2 separate regions of the Homo sapiens genome follow, and region 1 is linked to region 2. A link is a loop called in an ENCODE intact Hi-C map of the cell type or tissue named here. Cell type or tissue: psoas muscle. All regions are shown on one strand. Each heading gives the region's core, and the rest is flanking DNA. Links, peaks and the distances in the headings are about the cores only. Region 1 overlaps C4orf54 (chromosome 4 open reading frame 54). Region 2 has its middle 8.2 kb from the start of DAPP1.

Region 1 (2,909 bases), core at 172-2,671, 160 kb before region 2:
CTGATCACCGCTGTGGAGGTGGCCTGAGCAGCAGGGTACTTGGTGGCCTGCTTCCTCGGCTGCTTGTCCTTGGGTGTCTGCTGGATGTTGGGGACAAAGAGGCGAGACATGATGGTGTTCTTGCTGGCAGAAATCTCCCCGAGATCAGCCCGCCAGTCGCCTCCTTTGGGCAGCTTCAGCTTCCCTATAGGGGCTTGTTCCTCCCTCTTCTCGGCCTCTTTCTCCTTCCATGACCGGAACGCACTGTTCTGACTACGGAGGAAGATGCCCTTGACGGTCTCTGAGGCACTCTTTTTAATTTCACACACTTCTGTGTGTCCATCGGTGAAATTCCGGCCAGGGCCTGCGTTGCGCTCGCGAGGAGTACTGGCTTTGAAGACTGGAGATTTGGAGCCCGCCACGGACCCCTCCCCGCCCGCGTCGGACATGCTGACCACTGTGTACTCGGAGCCGGCCTCGGAGTGACGAGAGCTCTGCCTCTGCAGGCCCCTCTCTCGCTGCCTCTCGCTCCCGCGGGCGCCCTCCGTCTCCTTGGAGGTGCCTGAGAGGTGGTGGGATGTATCCATGACTTCTCCCCTCTCCATTTTGAACTCGTGTTCCCGCTGCATCTTCTTGGAAATGACATTTTTGAGCAGACTGGAGGCGAACTTGGACTTCTGGGGGCCATCGGCGCGGGAGGTGGGCTTGCTGCCCTCGGAGGTCTCGGAGCCGTCGTCCGTGTATGCCGACCCGGGACCCTTGCCGGGGCCTTTGGTGGCCCTGCCGGGCCCAGGGGCCGAGCTGGCTTTGCTCTCACTGCGTACATTCAGGGGCTCCAAAAGGGTGACGACGCGGGAGCCCGTCTGGACCTGCTTCTGGAAACACAGGGGCGTCTCCACATGTTTGATTTCCCCCTCGACTTTGCTGACCACGAACTCCAAGGCCTTGGTCTGAGACTTCTTGGACTGGATGTAGAGCTGGTCGGCAGTGGCCCGGGCCCCACTGCCCTTCCTCAGACCTGCAGCCACAGAGGCCGCGCTGCTCCTGAGGAGGCTCTGCTCCACCCTGGCCCCAACACCCCCACATTTTAAGTCCAGGAAAGTTGACCAGCGCCCAAAGCCCACTTCGGAGAGCGTGGTGGAGGACTCCCGGGAGCTGATGTTCAGAGCCTCAAAGTAGGGGTAAGCCAGGCTCCGGAAGGCCCGGGAGGTCAGGTTACGCACCTCTTTGTCCGCATCGTCCAGTTCGCTCACGGCACTGGAGGCTCCGCTGGAGTAGTCCACCAGCTCCTTCGCCCGGATGGCCCCGCACCTGGTTTGCAGGCGAGCAGGTACAGCAATGAATTTCTTTGCATGGTCCTGAGCCACTGCTGCAGCCGGGTTTTGCTTCAGCGAACTTGAATTGTGTTCAGCAGCTGTAGAGACGCGGAGGCTCATGTCGCCTTCATGCTTGGCAGCATAAATAATGTTTTGCTTTGCACGCACGTTGCTAGGCTCATTTATAGCCCGGGAAGCCGGTTTGATTGATAGGAGGATCTGGCTTGCTGCACTCCCACAGCTGCTTGCGGCGGCGGCTGCTGCCCCTGAAGCTGCCTCCGGGGTCTCAGGCAAGGGCTCAGTCAGGGGGGCAGTGCCAGGCCCAGTGGGTGGGGGAGTGGGGCCACTGTCAGAGGGGCCACTGCCCACTTCGGTGCTGCTGGTGTCGCGGCCACTGCGGCCTGCATTGGGGCGGGCCAGGTCGCTGCTTGTAGGGCTGGGCGTCCGGGTGGTGTTGGTGCTGGGAGTGGTGCTGAGGTAGCAGCTGTTGTCGTCGTCCTCTTCGGTCAGACTGGTGATGTCCCCTGGGGTCTCGTCGCTGCCACCAAAGGAAGCATAATCCACGAACGAGTAGATCACGTTGTTGTCCTCGAAATCCCAGCGGGAGGCCAGTCCCACGTCGAAATCCATGTCCTGTTCCACCTCACTCAGCTGGATCTCATGGGTGGTGATGTAGTGAGCCTCTTCGACTTTGGGGGGGTCCCTGCTGCCCTGGGACTTGGCAATAATGTCCCTGCACTCTGTTCCATCTCCTGCCCCTCCTCCCCCTCCTCCTTTTCCTCCTCCCCCTCCTCCTGATATTTTCTCTCCTTCTCCTCCCACGGCCTGGCAACCTTCACTTTCACCACTCTCACTCTCGAAGCCTAAGGATGAAGAGGAGGTGGCCAGAGCCCCTGTGGATGTGGTGGAGTCCTCCATTTTGGAAAGGCCATCCTCTTCTGCTTTGTTCATCGGGGAGGAGGATGAGGAAGATGAGAAATTGCCACCCTCTTCAGAGGCAGAGTGCTGGGATCTAGAGAGTTGGGAGGAGGCAGGATTGTTCTGGGGGCTTGGAGTCTTGCTGCTGGGTTCATCTTGGGCTTTCTCCTTTGGGCTCCTAGAGGCCCTCTGACCCCCAGGGCAGTGCCCCAGGGTAAGTTTCATGGTCTGGGGACTCTCCCTCTGGACTTCAGCTGAAGCACACATGTCCACATATTTCGCTTCTCGCTGGGAGGAGGCTGAAGGCTTGGGAAGTGGCCACAGCTGCTGCTTGAGCTCCTGGCTGTCTTGAGCACTGCTCACCCCGTCCCCCACCTCCGCCTGTCTTGCTTTCGAATTCAGCTCAGGAGGGGCAGCTTCCATTATGAGCCCTTGCCCAGGTTTCAGCGACAGGAAGAGACAATGGTGATCGCTGGGGAAGTCTTGGGTCCGTCTCTGGCCCCGGAGGGGCTGCAGAGTTGCCCGAAGCAGGGTCCCACGTATCTGGACTGGCCCCAAGGCTGTAGGCACTGCTGCCACTGCTGCCACCACCTCCCAGTTCTTCAGCCCCTGTGGCGGGGCCGCAGCAAGCCTGAGGGAGGTGGGAAGGCTCCTGGATGAGGCGGTGGAGGTGGTCTGTGGCTGGGGGGCTGCTGC
Region 2 (2,909 bases), core at 218-2,717:
AGGGCCCTGTGCCTTGGGGATTTTGAGGCTGGTGGTGCACAGCCTGTCCTGGGAGAAGCCCTGCTGCAGCCCTTAGCTTTCAGCTTCCAGTGTGTCACCTCCATGCTCCCCACCCTCCAGGGTCTTCTGAAGCCTTTATTTTTGCTCTGATGTGGCCCCCTTCAGGGCCAGGTTTATCCTTTTTGCTTCGGGTGGATTACTGGTTCAGTCACCTATCACACCATCCTGTCAGTACTCTCTTTTATAGTTCTCCTGCTCTCTTCACATTTTTTTTTTAACCACTCATAGTTCCTCATAATTTTGCTCTTCCTCCTGCTTCCATCCCCCACCTAACCTTCTGGATAAAATTCACTTTGTGTCTGGGCACAATGACGGATGCCTGTAATCCCAGCACTTTGAGAGACTGAGGCAGGAGGATCACTTAAGGCCAGGAGTTCAACACCAACCTGGACAACACAGTGAGACCCCCATCTCAAAAAAAATCATCTCTATAATGTCTCCTTTAGATAGACAGAACAAAAACATTTACATGTTAAGAGAAACTTCTCTTTACCACCCTTAAAATATTTAAAATACCAAAGATCTCATATTTATATGATTAACAGAGAAAACTCAGACCCATGGGCCACCCAGGAACAGTGACAAAATCTACTTCAAAGTTGTTGCTGTGGCTGAGTCACTGTCTCTGTAATCGGGGAGCTGTTCCCAAGCTGCCTTCACTGTAACGCTGAGAACCCTGAAGAATTTTCACTATTTCCAGTCACCGTTACTGTGACAGGGCTCTACGTTAGCAGTTTTAGAGTCACCTACATTCCTTATTTTAAATGAAAATTGAAATGCTTTGAAGATTTATATTTACCAAATGAGCTGAGGAAAAAGTAAGTGCTTAAAATATATTGCAATTGCAGAAATGAAAATCATTTTTAGGTATAAAATTGAATTTTTAGATTTCAATCACTTCCTACTCATTTAAATTCTTTCAGTAAAGGTCTCAAAGCTTTAAAGGGAAAAGAGAGCAGAACTAAGAATTGAACCATTTAAAACTTGGTGAGACAGGTAATAAATTATACCTGAATCATTTAATGGTTTAGTAGTCTGGCGTTTAAGGAATCTTCTACAAATGTGGTGTTGGGTAGTATCACCTGAATTCAGCTACTTTAATAAAGAACTATACTTTCATAGAGAGGAAGGAAAAAGCGATGGATCTAATCTTGACTTCAGGTAAAACAGCTCCCCCGCGCCCACCAACGCGGTATTACTGCCACCTAGTGATAGCATATCCTCATCACAGAGGTCCTGCCTGTGGAAGTGGAGGGGAAGAGGTGTAGTAAGCACAGCCAGTAGGGCGAATCCACAAATTAAATACACCCGGGGGTTGGGGGTGGCGAGGGGAGCGCTAGAGTAAGGCTATATTTTCTATAATGTCCATTCTCATTGCTTCCAGGGCTATTTTAAGAAATATTTATTTTGATGGGGTTTCAAAGTAAGTCATATGAGGACCTGTAAGCCACAGTTTTTACTCCCGCGGAGTTTGTTTTACGCAGGCTTCAAATGGACAAATAACATACATCTGAGGTTCAAGCTTTCTATTAATTTAATGCTGGCCTGGAAAACATTTTGTGATTTAAAAGAAAGCACCAAAGTTAGCTGTATTATTACTGGACTCAGCAAGGAAAGAATTGGGCTCAGTCAGAAGTGCCAGAATCCCTGTAACTAGGGGTGAAATCTCAGGCAAGTATCTTAATAGTTTCCAACCCCACTTGCCCAACCTGTTAAATAGGGGAACTGAAGTAGGTTCCCTCTAAGATGCTCTCCATGAAAAGCTCTAAGACTCCTCTTATTCATTTCTGAAGTCCTACCCCAAGGTAGACCAAACGTTCTGACATTTTGGCTGAGCTGCTCCATTCACACACATTATCATGAACGATTTCAAATTTTACCCATTTTCAAAAGCTGAATCTACCCTGGTGCTTCGTGGAAGCTAAGAATCTGGGAGATATCTCAGCTGGCCAGTTGGTCAAATTATCTTTGTTATTTGCCATTAGCTCCCGTTAGTTAACACAGCAATCTTTTCAGATGAAGTGTGGACAAGAAGACAAAAAGTATTTGGATAGGGCCCACAGGATCCAAAAGTGCGTAACCTTGTTTAATTTCATTTGGTTGAGTTAGCAGCTACTTTTGCAGACTTAAATGCAAAAATGCTGGTGTGTTTGAAGTTTCATTTTTGTCCAGGCTTTCATTACTCAGAAATCAGTGCTGACACAATTAAGCATGACCTTTCCATGCAGATGGTGCCTTGCTTCACCAGCACAAACAGCATCTGCCACACTCACCCACAAGTGCACATGTTTGCATATTTTTAAGACACTGCATCTAAAAATGGTAAAGTAAGTGCTGAAGTAAAGCCTTTGCGGAAGGGAGCATAATATCACTTAATCTGTTTGCATTACCTGTTAAGAAAGCCAGAGTGAAGTTCTAGGAAATTAGGAGACATGCAAAACACAGCACTCTTCTTAAACCACACATGTGCTCTCTTAACATTATTGGAATAATGTATTAACACTGCTCTATCTGAAGGCATGTTGATTTGCTGTGCTAAGAGGTGTTTGGTTAAATATAAATCATCCCCAGCTTCAGCAAGAAAGCCTAATATATATTATGTATGTGTGCAGGATAGCTTCAGCAACCCTGGGTATTTGTTTCTAAAAAGTCACATTATTTCAAAGTTAAAAGGGAACTTAAAAGTGACTTAGAATAACTTTCCTTCTAATATAAGAATCTTTTTTACCAGTGACATACAAAGGTGAGGGGGTGCTTGGGAGCACTTTAATCCCTGGTATAGTCAATAACAATAAAGAAACAGGCTGTGCGTTGTGGCTCATGCCTATAAACCTAACACTTTGGGAGCC

Evidence for each region. A loop is a pair of places that touch in the nucleus more often than their neighbours do. Peaks named below come from ENCODE experiments on the same cell type or tissue, not always from the same donor. Only the 100,000 strongest peaks of a DNase experiment are listed, where the experiment ranks them.
Region 1: it touches region 2 in a loop (5-fold over the local background); 11 of 110 quality-filtered maps call a loop at or near these places.

Annotation. Positions count from the first base shown.
Region 1 is chr4:99,651,581-99,654,489 of GRCh38, forward strand. It overlaps C4orf54 (chromosome 4 open reading frame 54), which reads right to left. Exons shown (of 3, transcript NM_001354435.2): 2 at 1-2,909. Among named protein-coding and RNA genes, the nearest start is that of C4orf54, 4.8 kb to the right of the region's middle. In psoas muscle, for the core only: no CTCF peak of the experiment used is centred there; DNase peaks (open chromatin) are centred at 461, 781, 1,491 and 2,551; H3K4me3 peaks cover 2,500 bases; H3K27ac peaks cover 2,500 bases.
Region 2 is chr4:99,807,190-99,810,098 of GRCh38, forward strand. No RefSeq gene overlaps it. Among named protein-coding and RNA genes, the nearest start is that of DAPP1, 8.2 kb to the right of the region's middle. In psoas muscle, for the core only: a CTCF peak has its summit at 1,264 (motif pointing left); a DNase peak (open chromatin) is centred at 1,262; H3K27ac peaks cover 1,004 bases.